2 separate regions of the Mus musculus genome follow, and region 2 is linked to region 1. The links are chromatin loops, found by intact Hi-C in ENCODE. Cell type or tissue: heart. All regions are shown on one strand. Links, peaks and the distances in the headings refer to the core of each region. The heading gives the core; the rest is flanking DNA. Region 1 overlaps Fstl4 (follistatin-like 4). Region 2 holds the start of Gm39821 (a long non-coding RNA gene).

Evidence for each region. A loop is a pair of places that touch in the nucleus more often than their neighbours do. Peaks named below come from ENCODE experiments on the same cell type or tissue, not always from the same donor. Only the 100,000 strongest peaks of a DNase experiment are listed, where the experiment ranks them.
Region 2: a loop joins it to region 1, with 15 times the contacts of the local background. A loop is called at or near these places in 3 of 42 quality-filtered maps.

Annotation. Positions count from the first base shown.
Region 1 is chr11:52,967,338-52,975,673 of GRCm38, forward strand. The region is part of intron 3 of Fstl4 (follistatin-like 4); the gene reads left to right. Among named protein-coding and RNA genes, the nearest start is that of Gm11186, 150 kb to the right of the region's middle. In heart, for the core only: no CTCF peak of the experiment used is centred there; a DNase peak (open chromatin) is centred at 3,254.
Region 2 is chr11:51,880,922-51,889,257 of GRCm38, forward strand. Gm39821 (a long non-coding RNA gene) reads left to right here and starts at 3,108. Exons shown (of 3, transcript XR_879831.1): 1 at 3,108-3,452; 2 at 5,284-5,390; 3 at 8,006-8,120. It overlaps Gm46281 (a long non-coding RNA gene), which reads left to right and starts at 8,139. Exons shown (of 2, transcript XR_001780207.1): 1 at 8,139-8,172. In heart, for the core only: no CTCF peak of the experiment used is centred there; DNase peaks (open chromatin) are centred at 310, 2,950 and 4,960; H3K27ac peaks cover 609 bases.

The sequences.
Region 1 (8,336 bases), core at 152-8,151:
CCTGAAATCATGGCAACAGGTGCTCCCTCTGATGGCTTCACACTGAATGCCTTCTTGACACATCTTGATTCCACAGGTAGACACAGCCTTGCTTGTCTGCCCTTTGACCCTAGAGCAAGTGATGACACCTAGTGTCAAACCGCTAAAGCACTGGACCCTAAGTATCAGTCCTGTGATTCTAGGGGCGTCTGCATGCAGTCTTTGCATTGACTAAATTGTCCTGACACATGGACCCCGGCCGGGGCATATACACTGAGTGAGGGCTAAGCTGGGAGGAAATTCTATCTTGGGATGAAGTTCTATCTTTGATCCGTTCTTCCTGGACATTGCAGGAAGAGATCCTATGTCCTCAATCATGAGGCATGGGGCTGAGCTCCTTGTGGGTAGGAATGGCCTGTGCTTCTAACTGCCATTTCTACTTTTGCCCCCTGCCTGTCACTCCCTCCCCTGTTGGCTTCACCATGAGTCACCCTAACATCCCACATCACCAAAGCTCCCTTCACCTGTACCACTGCTACTCCCAGTACAGCCATTCTCTACCTTCCCCACTGTTTCCACTACCACCATAGTTTCAGCAAACACTATCTAGAAGCTTCCATTTGTGGGTGGCAAGGACTTGGATTCTCATGTCGCTGCAGAACAGAACAGTTCTCGTTCCAGGAGAGATGGTGATCACGCACTCCATAAGGACAAAGCTCTGAGAGGTCATGGCAGGAGCCCAGGAGGCACACAAGACCACAAGCCGTGGTTCTTCCCAGGAGGGAAGAAGGGCAGGGTCCAGCTCATTAAATGCTGGCACAACAGCACCAAGTGCTGCCTGGATGCACCTGGTTGCAAGTTTATAATATTGTCAACAGAGGCAGTAAAATGCTACCATTTCACAGGGCTAGTCTGGATGGAGCGCCAGTTATCAGTGCTGAGCAGCCAAATGAAGGCAGTAGGGTTTGGGGCCAGTAAACAAGTGACTTGCTAAGTCTTGCAGTAAAATATCCAAGACCAGGTTCTAGCTTAGCCTATCAATATGGAAATACCAAGGGGCACTTTCTTCATTCTGTGTCTCTCTCTCTGAACCACCTCCTGTTCACTTAGTCTTCTGCTTTCCCCATCCCACCAAGAACATCAGGCAGAGAAGCCAGATCACCCTGGGGGCGCTCCAGGGCGACTCCAAGAACATGCAGGCACAAAAGGGTAAAGAGATTCAGATTGGCCAGCTTCTTTTAAATTCATCCAGGCGAGCTGATTACACATCCTTTGCCCATGCAGAGGAAGGACTGTTAAGTTTTACAACTTTGCACACTAGAAAACTTGTGCGGATGTAGCTTTTGCTTGAAGTTAAGCTGTCTTCTTCTACGCCCACTCTCTAGGTGACATCACTCAGTCCCCAAACTTTAAAATCTTCCTTAATTGCCCCTCTGTTCACATTCCAGGCTGAAAAGGCCAGTAGCTCCTGTTGTCTCCACATGGACACCATATGGGCGTCTCACCCCTAGTACAGTTTGAACAGATCTCTTGCTTTGTTTCGTTTTTCCCTCGTGAGCCTGAGAAATATCATTCTCCTGGTTGTTCAGCTGCAAACCTACACAGGCTCCTCTCCTCACACACCCCCCCATCCACTCTCCTGCAAGCCTTGCCTCTCCCTCCTCCCCAGGTCTCAGCCTGGGTCAGGCTAGCAGCATTAGCATCTCCTGCTTCAAGCCTCCGAGATGTCCTCCTCCTCCTTAGTCTCTGCCCCGCCCAGGAGCCACAGCACATTAGTAAGAACATAAATCGCCACGCATCACTCTCTTGCTCTATCAGCTTCTCCCTGGACTCGGGATGCAGCCAACACTCATTGCACAGCTCCAGGAACTTCATCTCCTCTTGATCCCGGACCTTGTCTCAGCCTCTGTCCTCTGCTGTCCTTCATGCCAGCCCACTCTATTCCTCCTTCAAAACCCAAATCTGCTCCCACTCCTGGGCCTTGAGCCATCTTCAGATAATTTCCAGTTTGTTCCCTCATCTGTTATCATCACTGCTGAAAGGCTGCCTCTTCCCAGAGGGCCTCTACGACCACATGACCAAGTCTTCTGGTTTTCTATTCCTTGGTGACATTCATGGCTTTGTGTCAGTTTTTTCTTCTCCAACCTGTTTGCAAAGGTGAGGGGTGGGTTGTATGTATTGTTCACTAATGTATCTCCAACATATAGAGTATTCTACCACAAAGGAGCACTCAGGAGGCTTATAAGTGAATGATGAAGCCTGCAGCTGATTGCTCCTAACTTTGTGCCCCATGCACCTTTTTTCAAGATGGCATGATGGACTCATATGCTATTCTCCCAAGAACTGTATTTAGGAATCATGTCTGAACACCATGCAAGGTGTGGGATGTGACTGCACTTCCTTCATAGCCTACAGACTTTGCCATAGTCCCAGTCATGAGCATAGTTAGCATGCAGGAGAGAGCATTTCACTAAGAGAACAGATACAGATAAGAGTTCTGTATGCCCTCTCTATGTAGCTGCCTGATCTGTGATCACATAAGAGAAGATGTGGCTGTGACTAGTCAAGACGAGCTACATAATGTGTGGGGGCCACTGTAGAGTGAAAATGGGCTTAGCCCCAGCTAGAAATCAATATCATGATACTCTGACACCTGAACCAAGCAACAGTAAACCCCGAGCCTTCCCAAATGTGCCATGATCCTGTCAGCCTGGGCAAGGACAGCCACCCTCTCACCCTTCTCTAAGATGCTTGTGGCATGGATCTGAGCACAAGTCACTCGTAGCTCCGCCCATGCATCGTCAAGGCAACAGCAGAATGTATCCCCTCTCCCCCGCATAATATTCCCCAGCATAGTTTATCACTGCCCAGGGCAGAGAGTGGAAAAAGAGACAAATAGGAACTGTTGCCCACCCAGGGTACTTCTCAGAATGAAAGCAATGGAGCCAAGATGGGGAAGAAAGAAAGTGGTCTGAGTTAGGACTGCTCATGAGGCAAGACTTCCAAGCCTTGGCATGCTCCCCATTGCCCTGGCTGACTTATTCTACAGTACAAAATCAAACGGAATTGCTAAGAGGTTCAAGATAACCTTCAGGCACAAAGCTTTGAACCCAGAGCTCTTTTGAGTGTAGGGGGCCTGAATTATGGTACTAGGCACACAACCATAAGCTGACTGTGGCTTGAAGCCCAGAACACGGGACAGCCAGCGTTGCCCTAGGAGCCTCTCTGGTCCTTAGAATTGCCTCAGAAATAGCTCAAGCAATGCTCACCAACACTGGCTCCTGCCACCAGGGTGATGTCGTTTCTTAAAATAGGACAGATCACCCAGGCATACCACCAGCCTGGGCGCCCAGAGAAAAGCAGAGCTCCTGCCAGGCACCCATGCAGGCGAGAGACTTAGATTGCTAATTAGGATCTGTAAGGGCGAGAAAAGGCTTCTTAAACTTCTGTTAGAGATAATTAATCTTGTGTTTGATTGAGGCATAGTCTACAGACAACAACACACATACACCTCCACTAACGATTTCAAAGGCCTGACACTACCGTGCCAGTCTTCACTCTGTCTCAATGGATCTCAACGTTCCTAATGCTGTGACCCTCTAATACAGTTGCTCATGTTGTGGTCACCCCAACCATGAAATTATTCTCGTTGTTACTTCTTAACTGTCATTTTGCTCCCATTATGACCTGTAATGTAAACATCTGCCATGTAGGATATCAGACATGTGACCCTTGTGAAAGGGTTGTTTGACACTGTCTCCCACAGGCTGAGAGCCATTGCTCAAGAGCATTGTTTCCTGGATAAATTTTTGCCATTCCATCCTTTTGCAGAGCAAGCATAGTGTTGGTTCTCAATACCCCAGATACTTGAACTTCATACAAGTGGGACTGTATTTTACAGTGAGAAGTGTTTTTGCATCTGGCTTGCTCTACTTAACAATCTTGTACATTTTTCTATTAGGTAGTTTTCTTTACTGTGACTGAATACATGAGAAAAAGGGAAAGAGGAAAGGTTTGTCTGGCCCATGGCTTCAGGGGTTCAGTCCATGGTTGCTCAGCCCATGTTCCAGGTAGAGCCTCACAGCAATGGGAGTGTCTGAAGGGAGCTATTCATGTTAGGACAGGCAGGAGCTGAGAACATTTTAGTGAGTATCATTTTGAAGGTATGGCCTGTTGTTTCTCTTGGAATGGATGTACAGACAAGCACATAAATAGCTTCTCGGGACCATTAGCCATTAGGAGCTGCAGTTTAAATCCACAGTGACAGAGCATCATACACTCACTGAGCTGGTTAAAATTGAAGACCAGTGACAGAAAGTGTTGGCGGAGGTGGGGGGAACAGAGCGTTTGTGACAGGAACATGAGATGCTGCAGCTACGTCAGAGAATGGTTGGATGGTTTGTCTTTAAATATAAGAGGTGGCTCAGTTTCCAGCACCCATCCCCACTGGGAGACTCACAACGACCTGTATGTAACTCCAGTTCTAGGGGACCTGCTGCCTTCTTCTGGTCTCCAAGGACACCCAAATTCATGTGCACATACCCCATATCCCTCCCACACACATACACATGATTTAAAATTGATTCAGCCACTCTACTCCCAAGTGTTTATTTACTCAAGATAAATTAATACGCAGGTCCATGCAAATACTAGTACATAAATATTCATAGCAGCTTTATTTGCATAGGTTTTAAGACTGTCTCATGTAGCCAGGGCTAGCCTTCAACTTGCTAGTTGAGTTGTCTACCCTAAACTTCTAAATCTTCTGACTTCACCTCTGGAATTCGGAAGTTACAGTTGTGCACCACCACACCCAGGTTATGCAGTGCTAAGGATCGCACTCAGTGTTTGGGACATGCAATACAAGTACTCCATCAACTGAGCTACATCCTGACCTTGATTTAAACCTCTTGAAGCAACCCAAATATTCATTGATAGTTGAATGAATAAACTACATCAATATCATAGAATATATATGATACTACTTGTAGTATAGAATACAAATTATTCCCCCTATGAAGTTTGATGAACCTAAAAAAATCTTTTTAAAAGATTTATTTGTGTGTGTGTGTGTGTGTGTGTGTGTGTGTGTGTGTGTGTGTGTGTGTGTTGCCCATGGAGATTGGAAGAAGACATAAAATCTCACTGATGGTTGTGAGCTACCTAATGTGGGTACCGAGAACCAAATTCAGGTCTTCTGGAAGAGCAGCAAACATAGCCACTAAGCAATCTCTCCAGGCCCAGGAGTGGAATCTTTTGATTTATACTGCAACATGAATGAATCTCACAGTAATTATACTGGATGACAGACGACAAAAGTATCTATCACATGATTCCATTCAAGTATAGAAATCCCAAACTAATGTCTGTGGACAGAAAATCTATCAGTCATGGGTTGGGGAGTTGGGGGAAGAGGGTTGCAAAAGGCCACAAGGAAACTTGATAAGCATGTTTCTTACCTTGAAATGTATTCAGATTTATTTATTTTTACTTTATGAATATGGATTCTTTGCCTGCATGTATGCCTATGCACCATGTGTGTGCCTGGTGCCTGAGGAAGTCAAACAAGGATACTGAATATCCTAGAACTGGAGTTGAAGATGGTTGTGAGCTGCCAGGTAGGTGCTGGGAACCAAATCAGGGTTTCTGCCAGAGCAGCCAGTGCTCTTAACTGCTAAGCTGTCTTTCTAGTTCCTTACCCTTGATTAATTTTATTATTCGTGTGTGTGTGTGTGTGTGTGTGTGTGTGTGTGTGTGTGTGTGTGTATACGCACATGGGCATGCACATAGGTCCATAGAATACTTGTGGAGGTCAGAGGACATCTTTCCAGAGTCTGATAACTTCCACCACCATGCAGGTCCTGGGACTTGAACTCACATCATTAGGCTTGATGGCAAGCAACTTCCCCAGTGAGCCATCTCATTGCCCTCTTAACCTTGATTTTGATGTGGTTTCATGGCTGTACACAAATTTAATTTTATACACATTATGTAGATGAGATTCAGTTACACTTCAGGAAAGTTGGCCTTTGAGAGTTGACCACACAGTATGGATGATCATTGACACGTCACTGATCTTTATTGTAGCTTCATAGTACTTCCCAAGTCACATTGATATTAATTCTCCAATCTGCTCTTTTTCAAGTTTTGAATATATTCTAGATGAATCTTATAAACAGTTGCCTTTCATTTGTCAGACTTCATTCCCACCACACACACCCCACCCCATGTATAGAAAGTCTGGTGGTATCACAGTTGGGCTTGAACCGAACCATAGATCAATCTAGAAGTATTGATGTCTTAAATCTATTGAGCCTGATAATCCATGATCAGATTGGCCAGTTTTGTGAGTTGTGCTTTTATTGATTTTTCCATAAAATGTATAATATATACTGATCTTCCATGACTATGATGTGTCTCTAGTAACAGTTTGTATTTACTCCCGAGGTGGGTGTTTGTATACCAAGCCCCACCACTGCCAGTCTTGTGAGGAGAAGTTCTGATTTTTCCCTATTTTTTTTTTCTGATTTGATTATATCCTTTCTTACTTTTATTTTCTCTTTGGCTCTCTTTTGATAATCTTCCTGCTTTTTCTTCCTCCTTGAGGTAGAAGCTTCCTTCCTTCCTTTTCCTTTGGCTGTTTCTATGTCTGTTGGCTAACAGACTGTTGTATAGTTTGAGACAAGGTCTCCTTGTCTTTAATTTCTGGGTTACAGGTATGCACCCCTACATCTGGCTTCCAATGGGAAGTAAAACATCGCCCGTATTGTTGCTGCACTGGTGGTAACAGCTTGTTTCCCTGGTGCTATGTTTTTCCTTGTCTCCTTTTTTAGTTAGTTTCTGGTGATTTAGTTAGTTTCTGCCTTCTACCTCAGTGTGTTCTTCCTATTTATTTGCCACAGGGTGTCCTGGCCTACGATATTGTTTGCTGTTTTTGATCAGCTTTGAAGACTTTTAACCAAAGTCCCTGAATACCCTTACTCTGCCCCATTATCTCTCTGTTCCTCTGGGGATCCATGGCGGGGGAGGGAGGTGTTCAGCACTCCACCCTCCCTCACCATTTTCTTGGCATTTGTTTATTCTGTCTTTTTTCCCCCCTCTGTACTTTGCTCTGGACATTTTTTAATCTTGACCCATCTTTGAATTTATTAAGCCTTTTCTCTCCTATGACCAATCAGCTCTTACTACTACCAAAGACCATTTAAATCTTTAATTCAGATCATAGATTCCATATGCTTCAATTCAAGGCGTGTTCTTGTCTGGATTTTACCTCACCTAGGCATGTATTCCTTTCTTATTATCATAGGATTCTAGTTTGTTTGATATTTCCTTGTTGTGAAAGTAGAAACAGTAGGTCTGAGTGTTTGTATAGCTGGCTGGAGAGGAGACGTCTGGGCTGGAATGGTGTGTAGCCAGTGATAAGGCACGCATTCTCCTTACACAACCTAGTGTGAGACTGTTGGGTCAACCCACACAGACAAGAGGAAAGCAGAAAACGGAGAGGCTGAAAGGTCCAGTAGAGGAGGATGGAGAAAAGAGAAGACGAATCCAGCCAAATTCATCCTATACATACATGAAAACCTTTCATGATGAAACACATTGTGTTAGCCACTTTTCTTACTGCTTGAAAAAAAATGCTTGAAATACTTGGGAAAAAAGCAGCCTAAGAAAGGCAGCATCTATTTGGGCTCATAATTCCAGGGCCCACTCCACCATGGTGAGAAAGTCTTGGTGCCGGGAGCCTGAGGCAGCAGGTCACATTGTACGTGAGAGGTCAGGAAACAGAGAGAGATGGATGCTGGAGCTCAGCTCACAATCCCCTTTATGTTCAGGCTGTGGTTTGCCACCACCCATGTGAGTCTTCCCACCTCTGCTTCCTAATCTGGAAACTCCTCATAGTCACGCCCAGGGACTTGTCTCCAAGATGATTCTAGAGCCTGTCAAGTTGACCACCAATCTTAACTGCTGCACTTATCATTGTGCATTATAAGATGCATCAAAAGTTTTCAAAGAGTGGAAACAATATTTTGTAAACATCCATGTTCTAGCTAAAAGTCGAAATTGGTCCCTAAAACTTGGATGCCTTGTGTTTTTAGGGTTACTGGAAAGTTACTAGGGAAGTATAAAGAATTCTCATGGATTCTTTACCCCAAGACCCTACTCAAGTTTTGCACACTGTCCTAATATGTCATTTATAGAAAGAGAATTCACAGCAGAGCACTTGCTGCCCTTAGCGGCCACCTGTCCTGAGAGTTATTTACTTAAATCCACAGCTGTTCTAGGCCTTCCCTGGTGACCAGGGCTTTGCATGTTTTAAGGTAGCAGGCAGTCATGTCAATAATGTCCTTTGATTAGAG
Region 2 (8,336 bases), core at 250-8,249, 1.1 Mb before region 1:
TGCTAAACCCAGGAGTCTCCTGGAACCCAGTGCCCTCTGTTTTCAGTCACATATTCACTCCTAACAAAATTTCAAGAATCAGAATTCTGCTTTGGAAGCCAAAGCTAAGAGACAAAGAGAGAGAGACAGAGAGGGTGAGGGCGGTATGGAAGGGACACAGCTGGGGACACATCAACCAGCTCTTCACACGTGTGTGACTCAGTGGCTCTTGTCTCATCAGACACCCTCGCTCTGGGGCGCTCCTTTCTCGAGAAAACAGAAAACAAAGTTTGGAGCCAGGCACTGGGCCCGAAGCCTGGGCTCTGGGGCTGACCCACACGCCGCAGAAACCTTACCAGAGCTGATGATTCAACTTCCTGCCTATTGAGAGAGTCCTGACCACAGAGGTTTCCTTGCTGGGAAGAGGGGGCAGCTCCATTTGGAGGGCTAGCTACGATGGGATAAGTGCCCACCACGTACCTCAAGGACCCGAGGACCGGGCAGTGCGTGGGCAGACTGCAGAGGGCCATTCTAGAGCCCTGACTGTGTGTCTTCTGAAGCCTGGTCCCTCTGGGTTAATAGTTGCCAAATAGGGGGACCAGCTGTCTGCTTTGCCTGGGACTGCCCTGGCTTTAACACCTAATATCCCAGATCCTAGGAAGTCATCTGTCCAGGGCCAACCGCAGCCACTGGCCACTCTATCACTACCCATGGTTTATGGGCTGCGGTGACTGGCACTCTAATCCCTAGGACAGAACATTCTAGACTAGAGAAAGGACAAACTATGCCCCAAAGGCCACATTTGGCCCACTCTGGGGTATTTATTTAACCCATAAGCTAATAACAGTTTTTACTTTTTTGTTTTGTTTTTAATACTAGATCTCACATAACCCAGCCTGTCTTGGAACTCATTATATAGCTAGCCCAAGATGACCTGAACTTCTGATCTTTCTACCTGTGTTGGCTAATTTTCATCTACTTGACACAAACTATAGTTACCTGTGAAGAAGGAGCCTCATGGAAGAATTCCCCCATCAGATTGGCATGTGGGCATGTCTGTTGGGCAGGCCCAGCCTACTGTAGGCGTGTCTGTTGGATGGGCCCTGCCTACTGTAGGCGTGCCTGTTGGTTAGGTCCCGGCCTACTGAGGGTTTGTATAGACCCTGAGCAGATGGTCCTGGATTGTATAAGGAAACAAGTTGAGCAAACCATGGAGAACGAGCCAAAAAACGTTTCTTTGTGGCGTCTGCTTCGGTTTCTACCTTGAGTTCCTACCTTGAGTTCCTGCCTTGGTTTCCCCGTTTGATGGACTGAAAAGTGTAAGATGAAATATACCCTTTCCTCCCCAAGATGCTTTTGGTCAGATTATTTATCAAAACAACAGAGAAGTAAACTGGGGATGCCACCTCGGCCCCCCAAGTGCTGGGACTAGTGGCTTATACCTGGTTTGCAGTGTGTTGGGAGTCAAACCCAGCACTTTGAGTGTGGAAAGCCAGAACTCTACCATCTGGGCTACAGCCCAGCTCCAGAGTTTACAATTTTTAAATAGCTGAAAACAAACTTAAGAATAACACCTGATGGCATGTAAAAGTTATGTAAGGGCCTGGAAAAATGTCCCAGCAATAAAGAATGCTTACTGCCAGGACTGGAGAGATATCATAGTCGTTAAGAGCTCTAACTGCTCTTCCAGAGGACCCTGTTTTGGTTTCCAGTACCTAGATGGTGGCTCTCAATCACCTATAACTACACTCCCAGCAGATCTGACAGTCTATTCAGCCGTCCAGTGGTATCAGGCACACACACATTCAGGCAAAACACCCACACACACACACACACAAAAGACAATGCTTACTGCAGCTGGGTGTGGTGGAACTCACCTTTAATCCCAGCACTGAGAGGCAGAGGCAGGCGGAGCTCCGTTTATTAAGTATAGTCTGAGGCTAGCCTATTTTACCAAGCAAGTTCCAGGTCAGCCAGGGTTTTAGAGAGACTCTGTCTCAAAACAAAAATAGTGTTGACTGCTCTTGTAGAGGACCCGGTTCAGTAAACATGGCGGTTTACAACCATCTGTAACTTAAGTTTCATGTGGTCTAATGCCCTCTTCTGGTCTCCTTAGGCACCAAGCATGTATATGGTACACAGACATCTATACAGTCAGAGCATTCATACATATAAAATAAAGTTACATGGAATTCAAATTTCAGATTTCAGTGCACATGGATAGGGGACCTAGCTTTGCTAGTCATTTGCATTGGGTCTCTTGCTTCCACCCACATGGGTGGAGCTGGTTTCCCTGCAGACCATCCTTAGGGACCCATGAGCGACAAAGCCAGTGAGACACCTCAAATGAACCTTCCTGAAAATAGATGGCCTGCCTGGTTCTAGAACAGGGCATAGGTGTGTGTGCATGAGAGAAGGCAGTGGTGACTTAGTAAGGAAACTCTAATCTGGGGCAGGGGAGCTATCAGAGGTCTGCAGGCACCGAGCAAGGCCAACGTCAGCACGTGAGCTGCAGGGACAAGGCAGTGGTCCCCTCTGAGACTTAATTTGCTCGTCTGTACAGTGGAGTGAAGGGAGAACAGTAGGAGCCATCCTTCTCTCTGGTTTCACGGTCTAGACTTCTAGGCAGACATACCTCTACTCTCCAATAAGTCGTCCATACAGGGACACTGTGTGCCCAATCAGGACCCAACCCTAGATCTCTTCAGACTATTGGTTGGGTGTCTCTATGGCTTGAAGGCAGACACTTCATCCCATTCAGACTTCCCTTAGGGGTCTCCAAGAGCCCATGGCACACTTGACACTCTTAGGGCCTCTTGCTGTTGGTGGGTTCTGTCGCATCCTGTCATGGGGATGGGAGTACTTGCCCTAAAAGCAGGTGTAGATGGGCCACAGTCCAGCACCTCCTCCCCCATCACTGGAAGCCTGACAAGTGCCCAGACTGCCGGCCCTGTGTGCAGGCAAGCTGAGCTGAGCCAGCAGGAAGTACACAGGCTTTGAGAGTTCAAACAGCAGAGAGAGAGACTGGGCTCACGGCCAAGGCCAGCCCCTCCACCATCCTGTCTTCGCGCTACCACAGGTGCAACCTCTATCTCCCCTCCCCCTCTCTCACTCTCTCCCTTCCTTCCCTTCTTCTTCCTCCTCCCTCTCCTCCCCTTCTCTTCCTCCTCCTCCTCCTCTCCTTCTCCCCCTCCTCCTTTCTTTAGACAGTCTAACTACACAGCCCAAGCTATCCTGGAACTCACTAAATAGTTTGGCATAACTTTGAACATATGCTCCCTCAGCCTCTGGAATGCTTTTCCAGAGAGCTAAGGAAGAGGGCAATCTTGAAAGGCCTTGGGGAGCCAACCTCTGCTGAGCCTCCACAACGCCCCACACAGTTTGCTTAGACAAGGCCAAGGCCAGGACAAGTCCTCTTCAGGCTGCCTGGGGAGCCTCTGATCCTTCAGTATCTTTCTAGGGGTGTGACCCTGGTAAGTTATCTCTCTTTTTTCCTAGGTCCCCAGAACTCTGTTTGCTGACCACAGGCTTGAACTCTTAGGAGAATCAAGGACCTGCAGAGGTTGACACAGGATGGGCTGTACTGGTTGAAATTGCCTTGGTTCTGGGCTGGCCCTGGAATTCATGCATGGAGTGGCTTGGGCTACAGGGGTTCTCTCTTGTGTTCTCTCTCTCTCTCTCTCTCTCTCTCTCTCTCGTGTTCTCTCTCTCTTTGTGTGTACATGTGTGTATGTGTGTGTATATTTACTTGGTTATTTTATGTGTATGGGTGTTTTGCCTGCAATGTATGTCTGTGTACTATCTGCAAGCCTGTGTGTCAGAGGTCAGAAGAGGGCATTGAACCTCCTGGGACTGGAGTCACAGATGGTTGTGCCTTGTAGGTGCTGGAAATTGAACCCAGGTCCTTTGGAAGAGCAGCCAGTGCTATTAACAAACAAGCAAACAAGCAAATGTATGTGTATATACATTTTAAGACAGTGTCACATGTAAGTACTATATGTGTGTACACTCATATCCAGCTTAAATAAAATTATTAAAAATATATTTGTCAAGACAGCCATAATAGCATATGCCTTTATTTCCAGCACTGGGGAGGCAGAGGTCTTTGTGAGTTTGAGGTCAACCTGGTCTATATAGTGAGTTCCAGGACATCCAGACCTACATAGTAAAACCCTGTCTCAAAGACCAAAACCAAAACCAAACCAAACCAAACCAAAACTGACAAAAATTTGTTAATGTGTGTGAATGTTTTGTTCCCATGCACCAGGTGCATGCCTGGTGCTGTCAGAGGTCAGAAGAAGGTGTTGGAGTCCCTGCAAATGGAGTGATGGATGGCTGTGAGCTGCCATGTAAGTGTTAGGAACTGAACCCAGGTTCTTTGTAAGAACAAGCGCTCTTAACCTCTGGGCCATCTCTCCAGGCCTCTTAAATACACTTAAAAAAAAGATTTATTTATTTATTTATTTATTTATTTATTTATTTATTTATTTATTTATTTAATGTATGTGAGTACACTGTAACTGTACAGATGGTTGTGAGCCTTCATGTGGTTGTTGGGAATTGAATTTTTAGGACCTTTGCTTGCTCTGGTCGGCCCTGCTCTCTCAGTTCCTGCTTGCCCAAAGATTTATTTATTATTATAGATAAGTACATTATAGCTGACTTCAGATGCACCAGAAGAGGACCTTAGATCTCATATGAATGGTTGTGAGCCACCATATGGTTTCTGGGATTTGAACTCAGGACCTTTGGAAGAGCAGTCAGTGCTCTTACCCTCTGAGCCATCTCGCTATCCCCTTAAATACACTTTTAACTGAAGAGTAAATACACACAGAAAATGCTCCAATCCTGCCACCTCTCCTGTGTGAACGGAACAATACCTCCAGCCCAAGGCTCCTGTGTGCTCCGCCAGTCCCATCCCAAGGGCAGCCACTGTCTCGGCCTCTGCCACCACAGATGAGTTTCATCTATTTTTGAACTTTGTCAATGGAATCTTGTAGTACAGGCTATTTTTATGTCTGGCTTCTGTTCACTCGTGTTGTGGAGGATAGAACACTTTGCCCAGCCTCTTGCTGTACTGTGTTCTATGACTGTCACTGCTAGGGAACGAGGACTGCCTGTGTTTAATATTGGAGGTGACTGCTGAACATGTGTCACTGGTTTTACATGGGGGGGCTCACTGCTTTTATGATAACCTGAAACTTCAGGTGATATCGCTAGAATGGTTTAAATTATCAGAGAGGGAACCTGTGAACCCATTTCTTCATTCTTTCCTCCTTTGTTGATATTGAATTTGCCATGTAGCTCGGGATGACCTTAAACTCTTGATCCTCCTGCCTCAACCTTCTTATTGCCACTATACCCAAGTGATTCGGTGCCGAGGATCTAACCCAGAGCTGTGTGTATACTAGGTAAGTACGTCCACAGACCATTCATTTCTTTACTTATTTGTTTGCTTGTTTATTGGGACAGGGTCACACTCTGTAGCTCTGGCTGTTCTGGAACTCACTCTGTAGACCAGGGTATCCTCAAACTCATAGAAATCCCCTTGCCTCTGCCTCCAGAGTGCTAAGATTAAAAGCATGTGCCACCACAACTGGCCCTTCACCTACCCATTTCAACCTCTCATTTCTGGCAAATACTTGCCGACATGTCTTGTGACTTCTCTAACGATGTGAACCACTGTCTTTTCACCCTCCATAGGGCACCACCAACAAACCAAACAAGTCTATCCACTCAAGGCCAACTTGGGGAATCAATGTGTTTATTGGACTTATGTATAGGAGACTGGGTGAAGAATTACAGGAGCATAGGAGACTCAAAAATCAGTCATGAAGAGTCTCGTCGCAGCACAAAGCAAAGAGGCATCTGTCTTTAGTTTACTTTCTCCTTTCTATATGCTCTCGCACCTCCCCAAGATCAAGTGAAGCTAAGGGGCAAAACAGAGATGGAAAGCATCCCTCTCTGCTACAGGGGACCAGAAACAGCAGGGACCTTTTTATCTGTTGCCATGACTACAGGACCAAAGGTTTCCGTGCTCTGGGATGGTAAGGGGACAGTCATCTTGTGACTAAGAGAAAATCTGTATGTGCCAACTCCCAAACAGATCTCCAAGATGATATTCTATGGGATGGGAGTGGGCCGACCCTAAGCTAAACTAAATAAACTCCAGAGCTCAGGCCAATGGACTGCTGGGAACCTGCAGAAAACACATATTGGGAGGACCTTAGTCCCAAAGGCCACAGAGCCCACTCAGGCAGCACAGAGGCCCAACCTAGATCAGACTATGGGGGTCAGAAAACTGAGGTTGGGACATATCCCTGCCACCTGAGAAGATTAATTTTCTGACTGTGGATGCACACATATGGGGTCAGGTACTCCAATGTTGTCACATAATGGTATAAGAAAAAAGAGAGTCCGGCCGGGCGTGGTGGCGCACGCCTTTAATCCCAGCACTCGGGAGGCAGAGGCAGGTGGATTTCTGAGTTCGAGGCCAGCCTGGTCTACAAAGTGAGTTCCAGGACAGCCAGAGCTATAAAGAGAAACCCTGTCTTGAAAAACCAAAAAAAAAAAAAAAGAAAAAAAAAAGAAAAAAGAGAGATCTCCCTTCCTATTTAAGGCTGTTGCTTTGAGGGACTGACATATAATAGCTCAGGGCTAGAGGTTAGCAGGTTGTTCCTAGAGCCTAGAGGGGAAGGTCTTGATCTGGTCCATTTCTGAGCTGGCTTTCGTTATCAGATTTTAATATCTAAATCTTGACTCTGGCAGTCCCAACAAGCTAGAGTTGGTCCTTTGGTGACAGTACACTACTTAAAGAGATACTTAGCGGCTGGAAAGATGGCTCAGCAGGGTTAAGAGCACTGACTGCTCTGGCCCAGAGGTCCTGAGTTCAATTCCCAGCAACCACATGGTGGCTCACAACCATCTATAATGGGATCCGATGCCCTCTTCTGGTGTGTCTGAAGACAGATATAGTGTACTCATATAAATACAATAAATCTTAAAAAAAAAAGAAAGGAAGAAAGAAAAAGAAATACTTAGCGACCAAAGGCAGAGAAAGGATATTTGTCCAGTGTGGTTACACTGTGATGTTTAGATGAAGGTGTCCAAGGACCCCATGTCCATCCTTTTAGGTTTAAAGAGAGGGCAAGAGGCATGAGGACTAAGCAGTCCTCTTGACTGGCCCACCGTTGCCCATCACCGTCTCAGTTCATGTCTGCCTTACAAGGTGGTTCAATAAATACAGTTGCTAATCCACCAGCTGCAGAGCAAGCGAGAGAGAGAGAGAGAGAGAGAGAGAGAGAGAGAGAGAGAGCAAGAGCGCACTCGAGAGAGAGAGAGAGCCTTACCCATGGATAGTTCTCATCTGGGGATGTGAGGGTTCTAGGTGTCCCCTGAGTTGTGTGCTGGGTGTCTCAAAGAAAGGTTAAGGAGCGCCTCTCACTGAGGCTTCAAGCAAACCAGAAGGAACGCAGCCGAGATGCCAGCTTTCATCCCGGTTTTCATTGCCTTTCCGAGTTGTCATTGTGATACTACGGGGTTTCTCATCTCTGGGCCTCGTCCTCCTGTCTGTCTTCCTGGAAACTGGGAGGGTGGAGCTGGGGAGTCATTTTGTTAGTTTGTTTTGGGATGTGTGTGTGTTTTCAAGATAGGATCTCACCACGTAGCCCTGGCTGTCCTGAAACTCACTCTGTTGATCAGGCTGACCTTGAACTCACAGAGATCTATCTGTCTCTGCCTCCCGAGTGCTGGGATTAAAGCTGTGTGGTTACTGCCTGGCTAGGGGCTCAGGAATCTGGCTTGGGAAAGGATTCTCTCAAGGTTTGAGCAGAGTCATCCCTCAGTGTGAGGGGCTGGGCTTGAAGGCTGGCACCATGGCTAGCTCACCTTGCTGGGGACACCGACAAAGGTCAGCCGGTTGCCTTGGCCTCTTTGGGTTCTGGTTTATTGGTGAGGGGAGCTGGTCTCTCTGGAGATTACCCGAGTTTCTTTTCATTTAATTGATGTATTGCTTGTATCCGTATAGGTGTTTTGTCTGCATGTATGTCAGTGCTCCACAGGCATGCTTGGTGCCTACGGAGGCCAGAAGAGGACATCAGGTCCCCTGTGAGTTACAGATAGCTGCGAGCTGCCACGTGGGTACTTAGAATTGAACTCAGGTTCCCTGGAAGAACAGCCAATGCTGTTGACTTGGTAAGTCAGTTCTCCAGCCCCATGGAGCCTGTCTTTTTATCCTTTCCTTTGTTTGTTTTTGTTTGTTTGCTGGCTTGTTTGCAGGTGTGCTGTGTTGGATCTCTGGCTTCGATCTCCTGGACTCAGGTGAGCCTCCTGTCCCAGCCTGTGGAGCATCTGGGATT